Regions from separate parts of the Homo sapiens genome. Here region 2 is linked to region 1. The links are chromatin loops, found by intact Hi-C in ENCODE. Cell type or tissue: B cell. All regions are shown on one strand. Each heading gives the region's core, and the rest is flanking DNA. Links, peaks and the distances in the headings are about the cores only. Region 1 overlaps SH3YL1 (SH3 and SYLF domain containing 1). Region 2 overlaps TMEM18 (transmembrane protein 18).

The links. A loop is a pair of places that touch in the nucleus more often than their neighbours do. Peaks named below come from ENCODE experiments on the same cell type or tissue, not always from the same donor. Only the 100,000 strongest peaks of a DNase experiment are listed, where the experiment ranks them.
Region 2: it touches region 1 in a loop (28-fold over the local background); 6 of 110 quality-filtered maps call a loop at or near these places.

Annotation. Positions count from the first base shown.
Region 1 is chr2:244,263-254,292 of GRCh38, reverse strand. SH3YL1 (SH3 and SYLF domain containing 1) reads left to right here. Exons shown (of 10, transcript NM_015677.4): 2 at 1,178-1,288; 3 at 4,449-4,562; 4 at 6,691-6,755. Among named protein-coding and RNA genes, the nearest start is that of SH3YL1, 15 kb to the left of the region's middle. RefSeq lists a silencer at 918-1,118. In B cell, for the core only: CTCF peaks have their summits at 7,400 and 7,604 (motif pointing left); a DNase peak (open chromatin) is centred at 7,622.
Region 2 is chr2:656,822-666,851 of GRCh38, reverse strand. It overlaps TMEM18 (transmembrane protein 18), which reads left to right. Exons shown (of 5, transcript NM_152834.4): 5 at 1-2,975. Among named protein-coding and RNA genes, the nearest start is that of TMEM18-DT, 16 kb to the left of the region's middle. RefSeq lists an enhancer at 5,668-6,243. In B cell, for the core only: no CTCF peak of the experiment used is centred there; DNase peaks (open chromatin) are centred at 4,101 and 4,411.

The sequences.
Region 1 (10,030 bases), core at 4,931-9,930:
GATGAGTGTATGAATGTCCAGGCAACACTGTAAACGTAAAGTGCCATAGAAATGCAGGCCGGCGTTACTTGTAGGCTCAATTCCCAAGTCTTCCTAGAGTTTTACTCATCAGAAAGTCTACAGGCAGCCAGTTCCAACATTTTTGGCAAGAACAACAAAATATATTAAATTTATACTATATATTATAGATAGTTACAAAATATATTTTTAAATTTTAAATTCTTATTTTAAATTAGTATTGAAGTCTGTTAATTGCAGGAAGAAGATACATAACAGGGAGGTTTGGCCAGGTTTTGTTTAACATCCTTTGGGGCCCAAGGATTTTATAATTTCTGAGATGAGAGTTTAGAGTTTCTGACTCTCAGCATAGATTTGATTTATTAGGAGAAATAGAGATGATACTGTCAATGAGGATTTCCAGTCATTTCCTTTGATAGGCTATGCTGTGGTAATGCTTCATTGTGTTACCAAAAAGGGGTCCCGATCCAGACCCCAAGAAAGGGTTCTTGGACCTGGTGCTAGAAAGAACTCAGGGCAAGTCCATAAAGTAAAAGCAAGTTTATTAAGAAAGTAAAGGAATAAAGAAGGGCTACTCAATAGGTGGAGTAGTGGCATGGGCTGCTCAACTAAGGATACTTACAATTGTTTTTCAATTATATGCTAAACACGGAGTGGATTATTCGTGAGTTTTCTGGAAAAGGGGTGGGCAATTCCCGGAACTGAGAGGTCCTCTCCTTTTTAGACCATATAGGGTAACTTCCTGATGTTGCCATGGCATTTGTAAACTGTCATGGCGCTGGTGGGAGTGTCTTTTGGCAGCTAACGCATTAGAATTAGTGTATAATGAGCAGTGAAGATGACCAGAGGTCACGTTCATTGCCTTCTTGGTTTTGGTGGATTTGGCCAGCTCCTTTACTGCATGCTGTTTTATCAGCAAGGTCTTCGTTACCTGTATCTTGTGCGGACCTCCTGTCTCATCCTGTGACTTGGAATGCCTAACCTTCTGGGAATGCAGCCCAGTAGGTCTCAGCCTTATTTCACCCAGCTCCTATTCAAAATGGAGTCCCTCTGGTTTGAACACCTCTGACAATTGTATATGAGAAGAATGAAATAATAATAAATTTCTCACTTCTATTTAGCAGAATTTTTCATTAAAATATCTTTTGTTATGTTTCAGTGAATAACCCTATACCTTCCAATTTGAAATCAGAAGCAAAAAAGGCTGCCAAAATATTAAGAGAATTCACAGAAATAACTTCCAGAAATGGACCTGATAAGATCATTCCTGGTAGGTAAATAGGATGAGTGCTGTTTGTCTCTAAATGTCTTTTTCCTAAGTTGTTTTTTGCATTGTTCGACACTCCATTTCAGGCAGAAGCCTCCATCAATGCCAACAAGTAGTTCAGCCACCTTTTGTTCCACCACCTTTTTTCTCATGACTGATCCAGGGATGCTTTGGAAACTACTACCTGTTCATTACAACTTCTGGTTATTTCCAAAGGGTGTTCACAGCATAACTTGTTTCATGCAAAGGAGATCCAAATGCCAATTAACTTTGGCAATGTTACAGACCAACCTCCCTCTTAATTAATCACAGCACGTGACTCTGAGCTCTGTTTTAAAAATTTGTTATTGATAGAATAATCTTAATAATGATAAAATAATGATATTAATTATTGTTGCATTCCTGCCACTTCTCCCATCATGAGAAAACAGTCATCATAAGGCCTTGCTACTCCAGGTGGAAGGGGTCTGGACAGGGCCAGCTGCAGACCAGGCAAACCAGCAGGGCCTCTTCCCTCCCTGTCTCTCCCTTTTGCATAGGCTTTTTCTCCTGCCTCCCATCCCAGGGTGCCAGCGCCCTAAACACCACATGTTCCTGCTCCACTTGAGCTCTCTGCAGCCTCGCCTGTCCTTTGCATCGCGTGCTAAGAACTCTGCAAGCTAACCTCGCAAACTCACCAGCTAATCTCATACATAAATTTTAATTTTGTGTTTCCTCCTTCCACATAAGACATTTACATTCTCTAGCGGTTTAAGACATTAATCAGTAATTCCTAACACAGATGTGCATCAGTATCCCCTAGACCATAAAGGCACAGTTCTTAAACCTCACTCCAAACCTGCTGAATCAGACTTTTAGTGCAGTGTGTCCAGGAATGCATGTTTTAAACATGTTTCTCATGTAATTCTTAAGTAGTCAGTGACACATAAGATCAGTCCAGAGGGGAGCCTTTGAAAACCACTATCTGTTCATCACCACTTCTAGTTATTTCCAAAGGGTGTTCATAGCATACTTGTCTCATGCCAGTTAGCCTGGACAGTGTTACAGACCAGCCTCCCTCTTAGTTAATCAGAGTGCATGACTCTGGGTCCTGCATTAAAGAGATAAAGTTAATTTTTCTAAGCCAGATATCTAAAGTTATTTAATAGAACTTTAATGCTTTAAAAATTTGTTGTTGTTTTAATAATCTTAATCATGATATTAATTGTTGTTGCATTGGCCCGGTGACTTCTCCTGTCTTGAGGAAACGGTGCTTGTTAGAGCCTTACTGCTCCAGGTATAGTCTGAATCTGCAGCTTGGCATCCCCTGGGAGCTTGTGAGAAATCTGCTCAGACGTCACAAATCAGTCTGCATTCCTCCCAAGGTCCCAGTGAGGTGCACACACACACTAGTTTCAGAAGCGCTGCTTTAGAGCTTAAAGAAAACTCAACAAGAAAAACTAGATTTTCAGTATCAGTATTCTGAAGGAGCCCGTCTCAGTGGGTGAAGCTCAGAAAAAGAAATTCTGTTTGCATGTTAGTCTAAGTAAGAGATTGCCCCAAAGCATGGGTGTGGCAACGATGGAAGTTCCACAGCCAACAGAGATCCAGGCCCACTTCTCCTGGGAGTCTGGTGGGGGGCATTATGTTTACATTAAAACAAAGATGCTATTTCATAGGATAAACAGTTGCATCTACAAAATATTTAAACAAGACATCTAGATCTTAAAACCTTCCCAGTGGTGTGTTTGGCCTCCTCTAATGTTAGGATTCTAAGAAGTAGGTGAAACTTAATTTAGCAATTAAATCTATAATTGGTACATTCTATGTTATAAATCAAAAGCTAATTGGCAGATTATTCAGGGATTATTAATATGTTAGTGTCCCTGAATTTGAGTGGAAATCTGTAAAAATATAATTGACATGTGGAATATGTCCATTTTAAAATGTGCTTTTGTTAATATCTAATATTCCCAATAGGGGCAATAGCAACTCTAGAAGCATCGAGAACAGAATGTGAGGAAGACATTCTGCCAACAGGTGGCTGTAAAAATAAATCTGCACAACATATAATACAGCTTTCAATCTTGTTACAATATAATTATAACCTTTTAAAATACAAAAATAAAGTACACTTAGTAGACAGCCATCCAGGATGCAACCTTATTTTCTGTAGCTTTCTTATTAAGAACAGCTCCACAAATGTTCTGCATGCAAACTTCATGGTGTTGGATGAATTATTTCCAAGAGTCGGTTCTTAATTTAAACTTTGAAATGGTGGCATAATTACATGAGAATTTTAGTGTTCTCTTGGGTCATCTGCAAAGCTTTTGCTCTGTGTACTAGAGCCCCATGTCTGACTTCACTTCCTTGGCAGAATATTTGATAAAAATAATAATAAGTTAAACTACCTTAAAGTTATATGTTAGGCTTCCCTCGTTAGTTTGAATGAGGTGTTATTGTGTCGTAAATTCACAGAATCGTGTGGCACTATATTCAGTGGATACATATACCAATAACCCTCATTTTATGTAATGAACATCTCTGACATGTGAATAAACCAATATTTTTAAATGGAATTATATTATCAGTGTACTAATAGTTAAGTGGTACTCAAATGCTATAGCAGATCATTTTATAAAGTTGAAAATGTTTTAACATTGGAAAATTACTTAATTTTTCTGTTTTTGAATCCAAATTTTTATATTAATACAAGGTTAATTTAGCTACGTGGCTTTAAGATCAAAGTTCTAATTCATGCTGCCTTTTTGTAATTTTTAAAGTTTCTCCTTAATACTATATGGATCTTAATTTCTTTGAAAATGTAGCTTTTATCTTTTATGTACTATATCCTAAATTAATTGAAATTGCCAAAATATTTGCCCTGCTAATAGATAGCAATAAAATCTCTTTCAAATATCTAATTTATTTTGTCAGTTACAGGATGTGAGGATATTTATGATGTTGTGTTTAGCACTGCAAAAATAGCAAACACAAAAAACATTCATGGGAATAGAGAGGCCTCGTGCCCATCTGTTGAGTGACTGACTTTTGTTCATTGCTCCTGTGTGCCCCGAATTCCTAGAGATAACCTCTGTGTACACTGACTCTGTTTAACACTTGCTCGTCTATCCAGGCACATAGATCAAAATGCTTACCTTCCCATTGTTTTCCACGTTAACAGCTCACGTAATTGCGAAGGCTAAAGGCCTTGCAATTCTGTCTGTGATCAAAGCCGGGTTCCTGGTGACTGCCAGAGGAGGCAGCGGGATTGTAGTGGCGCGCCTTCCAGATGGAAGTAAGTTGGCGTCTGTTCACTGGAGTAGAGAGTCTTCATTCTTTGTTCTGTCTGTTTTCATGTGAACACATTGCATAGCGAGTAGGACAGGTTTCCTGCATATCAACTAAAACTTATGTAATAAGGGCTACTCGACTGAACGTGCAGTTTGGTGTCAGTGAACAAGCCACAGGAACCAGCCTTTCCGTCTCTCTCTGTCCTCAAAATATTAGAGAAGACAAGACAGGTAGATATAACTTTGTTTTGCATGCATTTTGTAATTCTTCCGTGGAGCAAATATTGAAACATGGCAGTATGTGCATTTCTTTTGTTTAATATGAATTCTTATTCCTCAACTTCATGGTGTAGCTGCTTTCTTTTGTTTTATGGAAATTGATATGAAAATAAGGGGCCATATGTGAATTTCTTTGTTTCTGTGGTAGATCATAAAAACTGTGACATTTGAAGAGTTTTCCCCAAGGCAGAATCATATCAAGAGCAGTATCATCGAGTTTTACTTTCTGGGATGAAATCTACTACTTGATTCTTTAGAGATGAAATCAAAATATTTGCCATGAATCCCAAGTACTAACATTTATAGTAGTATTTAAAATGGACACAGGTGTGTCAAAACTAACTAAAATGTTTTTTATACCAATTTAACATTTGCTGTTCAGTGAACACGTTTTTCTATTAGTAGCAGTTTTTTAGCATAATTTTATTTTATTTTGAGAGAGCATGGGACACTTACAGACAATAAATATACAATATATACATTTGTGAAATATATGGCCTTGAAATAGCAGTCAGCAGATTCACCATTTCTTACCAAGGTATCCCCGCAGTCAACAAAAACCTCTTCCTTATTATGTGGATCAGTTTTCATAGCTCAATGTGTGGCTTTGAAAATGAGAAGAAAATAATTCTCTTTTTCTCAAGCATTATCCAAATTTCCATGAGCAGACTTCTCAGCAGTAAAACCAAACAAAGTAGAGGCACATTCCAAGGGAGCCCATTGTCAGATGGGACTCAGAGTCTGTGAGAAAGTCCCTGCATGTCTCAGGTCCCCAACTGCTCCATTGATGGGGTGACTTGCTGACCAAGGGTAGGGACAGTCAATACCAAGCCCTGGGCTCCTCTCAGAGCCCCAGCAAACCTTTCTACTGGTTTTAAAACCTACATTTCTCTCCCTTCTTCCTGAGCTGCAGCTGCTGACTCTGCTGAGAGTAATTTAAAAACTGTCCAAATAAGACACAACATGTTCCCCAGGATCCTGGCCAAGACCAGCCATCTTAACACAGGGACAGTTCCTAACATAGGGAACGAAAAATTATCAGACACTAATTTCTGTAAGCCAAACTTCTCTAAGCCTGGGTAGGATAGTTCTGGATATATTTCAGCAATATTCTAGTATCTAGCATGCATGGTAGCAACCATTTTCAAAAAGTGCTTTGGCCAGACCATCCCCCCACCAAATTGAAAATACATTTTTCTAGACTTGTTTAACATGAGTTTCTATATCAAGAAAAATAAGCATATAGTAATCCTAAAATGTGCCGTATCATGGCAAATGGAATTACTGTACTTAGTTTCTAAATGTGATTTATCTTGTTAGAATTTTAATAACCTTGAATTTATAGCCTATTTATTCTGCTTAAGCACGAGAGGTGTTAAAACAGTTTTTGCCCTCAGAAATTTACAATGGAAACAATTATTATGTTACCGTTAGATAATCAACTCTCTCGAATCCTTCTGATCTCTTAAATCTGTGACAAAATTCTAGCTGAAGACTAGACCTACAGCTAAGTTGTTCTATAAAAATATTGACAGTTGAAGTTACCAAGTGCTCTGTATGGCTAATGGTTAGGGAACCAGTAGTTGGTGGTCTTATGCATGTTGGTAGAGAAAGATTAGAGGACATGGGCTTGTGAGGCTATGAGACTCATAATGAATATCTAATACTTTAAAAATATTTTTAACTTTTTAAAAATTACATATTCTTTTTGAAGATCACTTTAAAATCAGGGGAAATACCAAGTCTCATTATTTTCAATAGAAGCACTCTTTAGATTTTAGCATTTTTCCTTCCTATATTTACATGTCGAGGGTGTTTTAATGTTAGGATAACGTTCGTTTGTTTTTTTATTAGAATGGTCTGCACCCTCAGCCATTGGGATAGCTGGCCTTGGTGGAGGATTTGAAATAGGAATTGAGGTAAGTAGCTTGTGCACGTCCATACAACTGCCATATCCTCTGAAGACACCTAAGATGCAACCTGTGAAAACTGAGAGGTTTCCTAGCGTTCTTATTGTTACCATTGGCACTTAGGAAAAATTGTTTCCTTTATTTTCTCGATGAATGTCTAACTAAAGCTATCTGATGGTTCCCATTTACTTTCCTTTTCTTTCCTTAGTAGTAGGATTTCTTTCATTCGCCATTTTATCTGCTTCTGTCTCATGCACATTTGTATAACAGGCACATCCCAACACCTGGCCAGCTGTCATTGGCAGTTTATGGACTGCTCATGGCAAAGCCACTGTTCTCCTTCAGTGGGCATTGAAATTACGTGGGCAGTGCATCATCATTTGTGGCAAAATCCAGTTTTGTAACATATGATATTCAAATCCCTCCACATTCTTTAAGTAAAGAAGAACTTCACGTTATTTCAGTTTATAATGTTGCTCCTGGGATTGTGGCGTCTGTCGGGCAGACATGCACACTCACAGAGGCCTCCTACACGGGGATCCTCTTAGGGCTGATGCTCATCTTCAGTCTGTCGTTTTGCAAGGGCCTGGAAATTGAATCTCCTGGTATGCTCAACTCATTTTCTTCTCAAATTTCAGTCCATTTCTTCCTAAGCTATCCTTTGTAGATTTGCCCTGTTGACATAGTTGTAAATTCCCTCAGCCTTATTAGGAGGAAGTATTTCTAACTCTTTTTTCATCTTTATTCAATCTTTCTTACTCACTGCTGTATAAATTTGTAGTATAAAAGGAACATATTTTAGTTTTGCTTATCATGACTGCATTTTTGTACCATGTGCAACCAAATCAAAGCTTTCAAAAATATCGCCCTCTGGTGGAAAGTGCATTTTCATCAGTGATTGTGGCTTCCCTCCCCTTCCTCCTCCCTTCCCTCCCTCCCCTCTCTTCCCCTTTCCCCACCTCCACCCAGTCCCCTGGCCCTCCTTGTAGAAGGGCCTTTTTCTCTCAATAGATCATGCTGCTAAACTGTGCTAAGTCACAACCTGTTCTTCCCACAACCCTCTGGCTCCTTGTGAGGCTGGGGGCATGCTTTGAGCATTTATTTCAAAAATGATGAGAGACTCAGAAATGATGTCTGTATTAAATTTCAATATATTAGAGACCAAAAATTGAGAGTTTCCATGGTAATTCTTTGAAAATTTTGGACTTTTAGCCATAGGGCACATTAGAAGCCCTGAAAAACAAGAGCAAGTAAAATGTAGTCCCTTCATCCAGTAAATGAAATAGAAAGACTTTAAGCATTTTATAGACTGATACATAGTATTTTTTTTCTTTTTTCTCTTTTTTTTTTTGAGATGGAGTTTCACTCTTGTTACCCAGGCTGGAGTGCAATGGCATGGACTCAGCTCACTGCAACCTCCACCTCCCAGTTTCAAGCGATTCTCCTGCCTCAGCCTCCCGAGTAGCTGGGACTACAGGCGTGCACCACCACACCCAGCTAATTTTGTATTTTTAGTAGAGATGGGGTTTCACCATGTTGGTCAGGCTGGTCTGAAACTCCTGACCTCAGGTGATCCGCCCACCTCGGCCTCCTAAAGTGCTGGGATTACAGGCATGAGCCACCGTGCTGGGCCTTAGACTGATACACAGTATTATTTTATTTTTATTTTTATTTTTTTTTAGTTGTGATGATTCAATAGTTTATTGTTTTGTTAACAATTCTCAAGACTGGTGCGCTGCACAGTGGAATTGCTGTTCATATTTTTGACAAAATAAGACCATCCTGGGCCATGGGGTGACTACTTTACACATAAATAATCAATCTTCTCCTCTCAAACCAGTATTATTTTTAAAAGACAATACGAGACAGTGGTGAGCTGTAAGAGAGAAGACTGGGTCAGACCATTCTGGCTCCAATTCTGACCTGGGTGCTTCCAGTCTGTGATGTTAGGAAGTAGCTTTTCTTCTCCACACCTCAGCTTCTACATCTGCAAAACACAGTTAAAGATAGCCTTATATGAGTCTCTGGGCTTATATTGATGATTAAATATGGATTTATACAGTAAAAGCCCTTGAAATGACACAAAATATAATTTTATTTTTAATATCTTCTTCATCTTTGCAGCTTATTTAGGCTTGCCATTTACAGAAACTTTTTATTGCAAAGCCTGTCTTCATGACAGTATGGAAATTAACTATGGAATTTCATTTAAATAACATAACTATTAACTTTTAAATGTCAATTTCAAACAGAGATAAGAAGCATCTCCTAGGGATTGGAGACATGAGTTTTAAACTTCTTAACCATGATCTGACTTTGCTTCTCAGAGCCCCACAGATAAGTCTCTGCGTGTAATTGTGAGTGTGCAGTGATGTCACAGCAGTCGGCTATTTTTCAATGTTAACAGAAAGCACTGTTTGCTCTCCATGAAGCACTCTCTGATTCTGTCTGAGCCTCCATCCTAACAGAGCACTCCCGCCTGCTGTCTTAATGAGGGAGGGAGTCAGAACGGGAGCATGGGGTATCCAGAGTGGTTCCCTCAGGCTGTTCTCATCACAGCAGATCTGGTGCCCACTGAGACCACGGAGGGGCTGGAGGGTAGACACGTCCTTCCTGAAGGGACCAACCTCTGAGGGCACTTCTGACTCAGGTCACTGGCTGAGCTGAGCATCCCCTTTGGACCTGGCTTCTCTGGGAACTTGCCCCTACCATGTCCTAGCAGCCACAAATAGTAAGGACCAGCCCTCAAGTGCACTGTGAGTACCGGGAAGGCCGAGACTTTCTCAAACTTCACACCTACGTCCACAGAGACTGACGAGACACCCATGAATGCTTCCTTTTCTGTAAAATGGGACAATGACAGGACCTGTAACCACACAGGGTTTTCCTTTCAAGCACATAGATGGCACACACGTAATCGGTTAGTACTATCCAATATTTGTTGAATAATTTAACTATCTGCCTTTCTTTCTTTCTTTTTCTTTTCTTTTCTTTTCTTTCTTTCGTTCTTTCTTTCTTTTTCTTTTCTTTCTTTCTTTCTTTCTTTCTTTTGAGGCAGAGTCTTGCTCTGTCGCCCAGGCTGGAGTGCAGTGGAGCAATCTCAGCTCACTGCAACCTCTGCCTCCTGGGTTCAAGTGATTCTCCTGCCTCAGCCTCCTAAGTAGCTGGGACTACAGGCGCCCGCCACCATGCTCGGCTAATTTTTTGTATTTTTAGTAGAGATGGGGTTTCACTGTGTCAGCCAGGATAGTCTCGATCTCCTGACCTCGTGATCCGCCTGCCTC
Region 2 (10,030 bases), core at 1,764-6,763, 420 kb before region 1:
CCTTCTTCTTTCACCAAGTTAACCAGAACATGTTTTCAGTGCAGCCTTCCCCTCTTTACTGAAGCCCCTCTTGCTGGTCGACTACACCAGCAAGTCGGTCCTGGGGAGGACGGGGCTGGGCTCCACATGCAGAGTTCTCGGAGGCAGGAAGGGAGCGAGCCAGGGCAGAGAAGAGCACCCAGGGGGTGGCGCTGCCCAGTCCCAGGATGGTGCGAAGATGTCTCCAAGCCCTGGTTGCTGCACAGGGAAGGCAGGATGGGGCGGCGAGGCCCACGCAGGCTGTGGGTGCCATGCGTTGGTGGCAGCTTGTTCCGAGTGGGGCTGGAACAGTTGACAGCAAGCATCCTCATCGGCCTGGTAAGCTTTCTAGCTCCTCTTCCTCCGATGTTCCAGTTTCACAGCGGCCTGTACAGTTAGATCTTTCCTCGCTTTGGGGGAAGGTGTAGCTATTATAGTCTCCGAATCATGCTGTCATTAGAAATTGCACAAGACCTATGCCAGGGGAGGCGCTGACTGGCACAGGCCCTGAAAGGAACCTGAGGACAGAGAAGGAGCTCCCTGCAGCCTTCAGGCAGCCAAGCAGAGGCCTAAGTCCAAGCATGTGGCCATAGGGTCTGCTCTGTAAGCCTCAGGGCTACTGCCTTCTGCTCCAGTCCTGGGCCAAAACACCCTTCAGCAGCTCCTGCTCCATCTGAGCGAGCTGGATGTCAGCCTCCATGGGCCCTGTTGTGCATGGGGTTGATGCTTCATCTGAGTGAGCTGGGCATCTGCCTCCATGGGTCCTGTTGTGTGTAGGGTTGATGCTCCATCTCAGTGAGCTGAGCATCTGCATCTCGGGGTTCTGTTGTACATGGGGTTAATACTCCATCCGAGTGAGCTGGGCATCCGCATCTCTGGGTTTTGTGTGCGTGGGGTTAACACTCCATCTGAGTGAGCTGGGTGACTGCCTCCATGAGTCCTGTTGTGTGTGGGGTTGATGCTCCATCTGAGTGAGTGGGGCATCTGCATCTCTGTGTCCTGTTGTGTGTGGGGTTGATGCTGCATCTGAGTGAGTGGGGCATCTGCATCTCTGGGTCCTGTTGTGTGTGGGGTTGATGCTCCATCTGAGTGAGTGGGGCATCTGCATCTCTGGGTCCTGTTGTATGTAGGGTTGATTCTCTATCTGAGTGAGTGGGGCATCTGCATCTCTGGGTTCTGTTGTATGTGGGGTTGTTGCTCTGAGTGAGTGGTGCATCTGCATCTCTGGGTTCTATTTTATGTGGGGTTGATTCTCTGAGTGAGTGGGGCATCTGCATCTCTGGGTTCTAGTTTATGTGGGGTTGATTCTCTGTCTGAGTGAGTGGGGTGTTTGCATCTCTGGGTCCTGTTGTATGTGGAGTTGATTCTCTATCTGAGTGAGTGGAGCATCTGCATCTCTGGGTCCTGTTGTATGTGGGGTTGATTATCTGAGTGAATGGGGCATCTGCATCTCTGGGTTCTAGTTTATGTGGGGTTGATTCTCTATCTGAGTGAGTGGTGCATCTGCATCTCTGGGTTCTATTTTATGTGGGGTTGATTCTCTATCTGAGTGAGTGGGGTGTCTGCATCTCTGGATCCTGTTGTATATGGGGTTGATTCTCTATCGGAGTGAGTGGGGCATCTGCATCTCTGGGTTCTGTTGTATGTGGGAGTGATGCTCCATCTGAGCTGGGCGTCTGCATCTCTGGGTTTATGGATCCCTAAGCCCAACTCACTCACAGCTTGGCCCTCCATGTGCTGGTCTTTCCTCTGCCTTACCCATGTTTGGTTATTTCTTATATAACATTGGATATCTTTGGAACAGGAGAAAATTGTTAAGTGTCAATTTGCTGCCCCTTTTTTCTGTAAGTCTATCTTCTATAAAGTAATGTAGTCCCTATTATCATGATGCTATTTCACTATATAACATTATTTTCAATGCCTGCATAGTAAACACATTGTAGGGGTATAGGCTGAATTTACGTAACCAGTTACTGATATTAGAGATGCAGAGTTTTTCTAATTGTTTTACTGACAACAGCAACACAGAAATCTCCAACCTCACATGCCTACATTTCCACTATTGACTTGGAATAAATTCTTACAAGTGAAATTTAGTCAACATATATAACTTTTATGTGACAGTTGGTAAATGTTGCTAAATCAATTTTCAGAAAGCATATGCCAATATTGGTTGTACATATTTCCTGAAATCCTTGTCTGCACTAAGTAGCAACGTAAAAAAAGAAACTTTTCTGAGTAATAGGTGAAAGTTTTATCTCACTGTTTTAACTTGTACTTCTGTGGTTACCTGTGAGGTTTAACGCTTTTCAAATGATTGTTGGTGTTTTGCATTTTTTTAGTGAATAATCTGTTCGTATTCTTCTTTGTTTTGCAATATGGGCTTTAAAAAACCTATTTCTAATTTTATGTGTTAAAATTGGTAACACATATAGGGCAGAAATATGTGTTACTAGTCTGTAGTTTGGCTTTGGCTTGTGTTGAAAAGGTTTTAGAAAGTCAAACAGTTTTTTGCTTTATGTATCATCAGGAACTGTGAAGAGCTGAGGTTCCACCTCCTCCCAAGCTGACAAGTGACCCTCGGAGAAGAACCGTGAAAACCTCACAACAGTGAAGTTAGTTTAAACAAGTTACAACGACAAACACATTGTGCCATCCTTATGATTTCACCTGTTACTTAGTTCACACTGATGGGTGGCTGGTGTTTAAATGCTTTCCAAGTTCATTTCATTTATTATACAAATGCCTGTGAAATACCCAGGCAGCATCATTGCTTCCTTCTCTAGCCTCCAAACCGAATATCCTTTTGCTCAAGCATCCAGGTAAAAAAAGGGGGACCTTAGGAATTGTGAATTTGAAGCCAGAAGCCATGGTTTACCTAGGAATGGATTTACTTGCCAAGAACTGTGACACCTTTATAAATAAAGTTACTCATGTTGGCTTTTTTGCTCTTTAAATTCTTCTCTGTAAGTTACTGATGTGACAAATCAAATAATAAATTTCAGACAGCTTATATATTGACAATACAAGAAAGTCCATCCAAGAGTCTCTCAAAGCATACCTGGCACATATTAGAAGCATGTAAGTTCTGAAAAGTACTGAGTGGACATTTGTGGGGCCTTGACTTCCCTGCCACTGTCCTTTGTAACCGATGACCTCAGGTTGGGCTGGGATGGGTTTGTGTCTCCCACCAACCCTAGGCCGCACACGGGGCTCTTGGGTGAGTGAGAGGCTTCCCCGCTGCAATCACAGTCCTGAGCAGAACAACAGACCGGAAGCAGCGCGGAGCCTGGGAGTGGAGGTGCAGCCTGGGTGGATGCGGGTTTCCCGGCTGCTTCAAGGGCACACAGCGCTTTCTCATTTCTTACCCTCCCAAGTCTTCACCATTGTCCTGGCAGGTTTATGACCCCCATCCTACAGGGCGTCACCTTTATGTCGACAGCACATTGAAATACGTATGCAATTAGTGGATTTTCCAGGGTAACAGCTGCAAGCTGTTGTGGAATTCTGCACATTAATACGTGGTCATTGTAAAAATGTGTTCATGAGAACTCTTGAGAGGTACTGACATGTCTGACGATAGATTCCGAGTGAAAACACTTCCTGTGATGACCACAGAACATGATCAATTTTATAAGAGCCTTGGTTCTCACTGGACATGGTGATGATGGCCTCGAATTTCAGTTTCCCTTCAGGAAAGGTATATAGGCATACTCGACATAGTTATTTATAAGATCACTGTAAGGATCAAAAGATATGTGTTAGATTCCCTAAACTGCACGTCTGTTAACGGCTTTGGTGGGGCTGGCGATGCGGTGGTGCTGATCTGATCCCCAGAATGATGTGGAGCATACAGAATGCGTCCTGTGCTGCTCACTCCAGGACCAGAATAGAGAAAAGGAAATGTGACATGTAGCTGCTGCGTGAAAGAGATGCCCGGCCCGACGTGGGGCCAGAGTCGTGGATCCTGCACAGGTTGGTCTCCTGAGCTGTGAAAGGGGAACGTCAGGATCTGGGGCCGCATACCTCCTTGGCTCTGCAGAGCTTTTCCAGTTCGTTCCCCGTTCTGTCTGAGAAAGACATCTTTTCCACTAACCCTCCAGAGGGCACCACAGCACCATGCCAGAGGCCCCTGTTTGGCTGCTTGGGGAAAATTTCTGTCACTTATTCAGAAAGAGAAGTCTAATATTTTTGATTGAGGAACGTCACCCGGAGCTGAAGGGAATGAGCCGGGAAGCACAGGGCTTCGGTTTCCTGTGTTCATTTGAATGAGGTTAACCACATCCCAAATCAGTTGTAAAGTCAGTTTTTACTGTCCAGAAACAGACCTAAATACATACACAGGTGAACACACAGAGTCACATGTGCACACATGTGAACACAGAGACACGTGCACACGTGAACACACAGAGACATGCGCACATGTCACAACGCAACGTACACAGTGCAGGTTTACATATACACTCTCACTTGTGCATGTAAGCTCACACTCATGCACATACCCACACGATACATGCAGCAGTGTACTCTCACGTGTGCACACGTGCACACATGTAGGCGCCTGGAGACATCACTGATTTCATTTTTCCGTTACATTAGAAAACACCCATGCTGCACCTGCACCCACACAGATGATGATGTGAATGAATAAGTGCATTTACATGGTCTAGTTTCAGGAATGCTTTTTTTTTTTTTTTTTGAGACGGAGTCTCACTCTGTCGCCCTGGCTGGAGTGCAGTGGCATGATCTCGGCTCACTACAACCTCCACCTCCTGGGTTTCAGCGATTCTACTGCCTCAGCCTACCGGGTAACTGGGATTACAGGCACCTGCCATCACGCCCAGCTAATTTTTTAGTATTTTTAATAGAGTCTGGGTTTCACCATATGGGCCAGGCTGGTCTCGAACTCCTGACCTCAGGTGATCCACCCATCTCGGCCTCCCAAAGTGCTGGGATTACAAGCGTGAGCCCCCGTGCCCGGCCCACGAATGCTTTTTAAAGAAGACCTATCCAGTGAAGTAACATGATGAGAATGGAGGGACTGAGAGGCTGCTCTGTGGGGGCTGTGCTATGATAGGGATGAGCCTCACAAGATGCTGCAGGCCCGAGGAGCTCACCACTTCTGCCTGCTGGACACTGGGAGGCTCAGACACACGAAGAGAAAGGATGAAGGGCCCCACCCTGGCCCTTGACGCGCTGCTGGCCTCAGGAACTACTTTTAAGTAGAGAGTAGAAGTTGGAAGCTGAAGTGATACGCCCTCCTTCGCTTGACCTTATCTGTGGTCTCAGAAGACTCGGGCGGCTGGAAACGTCCACGGGAAATGGGGGCGAGGCTGCACTCTACACCCAAGGCCCACCTGCACCATCCAGGGCCCAGCCTCGGCAGCTCCGGGTGCACAGCAGGTAGCGAGAGCACTGCAGGTAGTGGGAGCACTGCAGGCAGCGAGTGCACAGCAGGGAGCGGGAGCACAGCAGGGAGCGGGAGCACTTCAGGGAGCGTGTGCACTGCAGGGAGCGGGAGCACTACAAGGAGCAGGTGCGCTGCAGGGAGCAGGAGCACTGAAAGGAGTGGGAGCACTTCAGGTAGGTGCACAGCAGGTAGCAGGAGCACAGCAGGGAGTGGGAGCACTGCAGGGAGTGGGTGAACTGTATGAGCAGGTGCACAGCAGGTAGCAGGAGCTCTGCAGGGAGGGGGAGCTCTGCAGGGAGCGGGAGCACTGCAGGGAGCAGGAGCACTGCAGAGAGCGGGTACACAGCAGGGAGCGGGTGCACAGCACGGAGTGGGTGCACTTCAGGGAGTGGGTACACAGCAGGGAGTGGGTACACAGCAGGGAGCGGGTGCACAGCAGGGAGTGGGAGCACTGCAGGGAGCAGGAGCAGTTCAGGGAGCCGGTGCACAGCAGCTCTGTCCTTAGATAGAAGCCCGACTGGGAGACCCGCTCCTCGTTCCCCTGCTCTCAACCGAGGCCCAGCCGACGTCCCTGCGGCTTCTGCCTTACATCCCGGCCCTGCTTCCCGCTCAGCGGCTTTCACCGCTGCCTGCCTCTCCCTGCGGCCTGGCTGAGGAGCAGGTGGGCTCCGCCTCCCATTAGCAGCATTGCCTCCGTCCAGCACAAAGACCAAGACTTGTCTCTGAAAAGCGTCTGCAGCACGCGTGGGAACCGCCGCTCAGCAGCTCTTCTTCTGGCACCCACAGGGCCTTCTGGGATTTACAATGTTTCAAATAAAGAGATAACATGAAAAATAAAATGCTGACCAGTAAATGACGCTATGAGGGCAACCACTGTCTATACTCAAAAAACCTCATGCTGTTTCTATAGTATTACATTTTAAATGTATAGACTTCATTTTTTTAAATCAGTTTTAGGTTTACAGAAAATTGAGTGGAGTTCCAATACTCCATCCAGTCCCAATTTCTCCTGTTACTTACTTATTGGCTTACTGCCCTGCATTTGCTAAAATCAGCAAACGTACACGGACACTCATCGTCCCCCAGAGTAACCCGTCGCTTCCATTAGGCCTCCATCTTGCTGTTGTACTTCCTGTGGGTTTGGACAAACGTGCAATGCTGCGTATCCCCCATGGTAACATCACACGGAGGAGCACCACTGCCCTAACAGTCCTCCCTGCTCCACCTGCTCCCTCCCTCCTCCCAACCCCTGGTAACCACTGATCTTTTTCCCGTCTCCATAGTTTGACCATTTCCAGAATGTCATAGAGTTGGAGTCACGCAGAGGCGGCCTATTCAGATTGGCGGCTTTTACCCAGAAACATGCATTTAAGGTTCTTCTGTGTCTTTCCATGGCTTAGTTTTTTTGACACTGAAGTATGTTCCCTTGTCTAGATGAATCATAGTTTATTTATCCACTCACTGAGGTTATTTATCCACAATTTTTATCCACTCACCTCCTGAAGGTTATCTTGGTTAATTCCAGGTTTAGGCAATTATGAGTAAAGCTGCTATAAACACTTATGTGCAGGTTTCGTGTGGACATAAACATTCAGTTCATTTTGGTAAATGTCAAAACATGTAATTGCTGGATTGTCTGTTTAGTTTTGTAAGGAACTGCTGGACTATATTCTTTCTTTCTTCCTTCCTACCTACCTTCCCTCCTTCCTTCCTTCCTTCCCTCCCTCCCTCTCTCCTTCCTTCCCTCCCTCCTTCTTTCCTTCCTTCCTTTCTTCCCTTCTTCCTTCTTTTCTCCCTCCCTCCCTTCCTTCCTTTCTTTTTTTTTTCTTGACTATTCTTGGCAAAGCAGAACATATCAAAACCATGAATGAAGCCCATCGGGCCTCACAGATGTAGGAGACATGCAGTGTGATAGCAGATCCACTTCAGACCACATGTGCTGTGAGCATATTTGAGAAAGGCTGGAAGACAGCAGGGTCATCATAGCTTTGGAGCATTTGGGTTTGAGGACCTGGGAAAATGGTGAAGCTGTGGGAATCTCAGGAAAGTCACAGGAAGGGTTGGCACGACCTGTGTGAGAGGAAAAGGAAATGAGTGAGGAACGTGGAAAGAAAAATGCAGGGTCTGGGGAATGGTTGGAGAGGGTTCTGTCTGTGGAACTGCCGTTAAGAACGAGTGTGGTTCATATGCGACCACCGACTCCCCTACCCCCCTCGACCTCTGGTGAAAGCCTGGAGGACAATGCGATGGAATAAGAAATAACATATGTGGACCTGAGATGAGGCCACATTTTGGTCTGTTAGACAGCGGGGAAAAAAAAAACAAAGAAAAAAATAGAGAGGGAGAGGGAGAGAGAGAGAAAGAGTGAAAGAAAGAGACAAAGAAATAAGAAAAGAAAGAGAGAGAGAAAGAAAAAAGAAGGAAAGAAAGATATGAAACAAAAACCTGAGGTCACCCCTTGCAGGACCCTTAGCTGGGCTCAGCTGTAGTATTGGGTTCCACACATTTCTCCTCTGAACACCTTTACAACATGATGAATGTTTTTATTTCCAAGGTTAATTTTCAAGTTTACATTCCAAATTATATTTCACATTCTATAGATGTCAGTATTTTTCTAGTTTCTCCAATTTTCTGATGTCAATGAAAACTATCCAGAAGGGTGGCAAAGGCACCCAGTCTATGGGTCTGAGACTGACTGCAGGTGGGGAGAGGAGATGCCTGCGGGGACACTGCCTGTGATCTGTGCAGGGCGCCCAGAAGTACGGACAGAGGGTGGCCTAATGACTTACTAGAAACTGAATAGGAATCGAGAAAAGGGATCCCAGCACATGGAGACTGCATCCCTCGGTTCCAGGAAATGCAGGGTGCAGAGGTTTGCTGTTGAGTTATCATCCCTGGGTACAGAGCTATGGGTCCTGGAGCTGCCGCATGCCTGGATGTGGCACAGGCTTCAGTACACGGCAGAAGTTGATTAATAAACGAAACTACAGGGATTAAGGATGATTTGGTTTTTTTTCCAAGATTCAGTTTGCAAATAAGTAAATAAATAAATAAATAAAAATAAGTTAAAGTTCGGTTTGGTTGTTTTTGTTACAACAACTGCACTAAGCAATAATGATAACTAGCAATTCAAAGCTTATGTCTCAATTGAAATGTAGATGATAATCCACACACCATTTCAGAAAAAATAATATGTTTCCATCATAAAACATGGAGGTTTAGTAAGAATAGTGCTTTAAGTTAATAATAATTTCTTAGACATTTACAGAGATCTATACACTAATGATTAATTTTATCTAACTAGTTCCACTCTGTTTGTTGAGAACACCTCTATTTCTAAAAATATTCCTGTAGTTGGTTTCTGGAAAAGCCCGTGGAAGGCGCCTACATCCCCAAGGCAGCTCCTAGTGCTGTTGATGTGGCGCCCTGGCACGTGGTCACCCAGTTGCAATCTCTCCTGTGGGCCATCGGATCTAAGTTATGCAAGCTGTAGGTGTTTACCCAGGAAGGTTTTCAGCAAGGCCTGTAGAGACCCAGCGGCCAGCAGGGAGGTGACCCAGATCCTCCCTGCAGCACCAGCCATGTGGTCCATAGAGGAGGCTGTTGAGAAATACAGAGAAAGGAAGATGAAAAATGTGGGTTTATTAAAATTCTGTTGATAAAGTGAGAAGATTCAGTACATATTGAATGTAATTACAATAGGATAGAACAAGAAGAATTAGAGAGAGACTATATTTGCAAAAAAATGAGTAAACAATTTGATTACAAAAGCATGCTGTCTATCAAGCAGAATAAATACAAAACAAAGATACATCTGGACATACTGGAGTAAAATTGAGAATAACCAGTCTAAACGTAAAATATGTAAGACAGAGAGAAAACTTTGGCACTGTCTAATAAGAATGACAATTCGGTAGACTGCAGACCTCCAAAAGCAATACTAAAAGTTAAGAGAAGTTTGGAATAATCCCTTAAAATGCTGATAGAAAATAATTGTCAACCTGGATGTGTGTGCCCTGTAAAATTATATTTCATGAATAAGAACAAATTTAAAACATTTCAGCTGAAGAAAATTGGGAGGGTTTACTACACACAGACTCCCTGAAGAAACTACTAAGAGATGTCCTCCTTTTACCAGGTGATAGTAAAAGAAGTAAGAAGTTATGGAAGAAAATGAATTGGTTATTTGTTTAAATCTAAAACACATTACAGAAAATTATGATGATTGTGACATTAATGATATTATAATAATAACATGCATTTGAGAGAGAGAGAGAAAGATAAAGTACTGGACAGCAGTAACCGATAATTCAGGAGAACACAATTGAACATAATCTAATTGTTCAAGCTCTTTATTCTTTACTTTTTAGGAGAAGACTACAGATATTGCTATGGGCTGGATCGTGTGCTCTCAGAATTTATACGTCCATTCCTAGCCACCAGTGGGACTGTATTTGGTGGTGGCTCCAATAAGGAGATCATCAGGGTAGAAGGAGGTCACCGGGCGGGGCATGGTCCCATCAGGCTGGTGTTCTGATAAGAGGAGACACCACTGAGCTCTCGACTTAGAAGAACACAAGGAGAAACCCTCACAGGAAACAA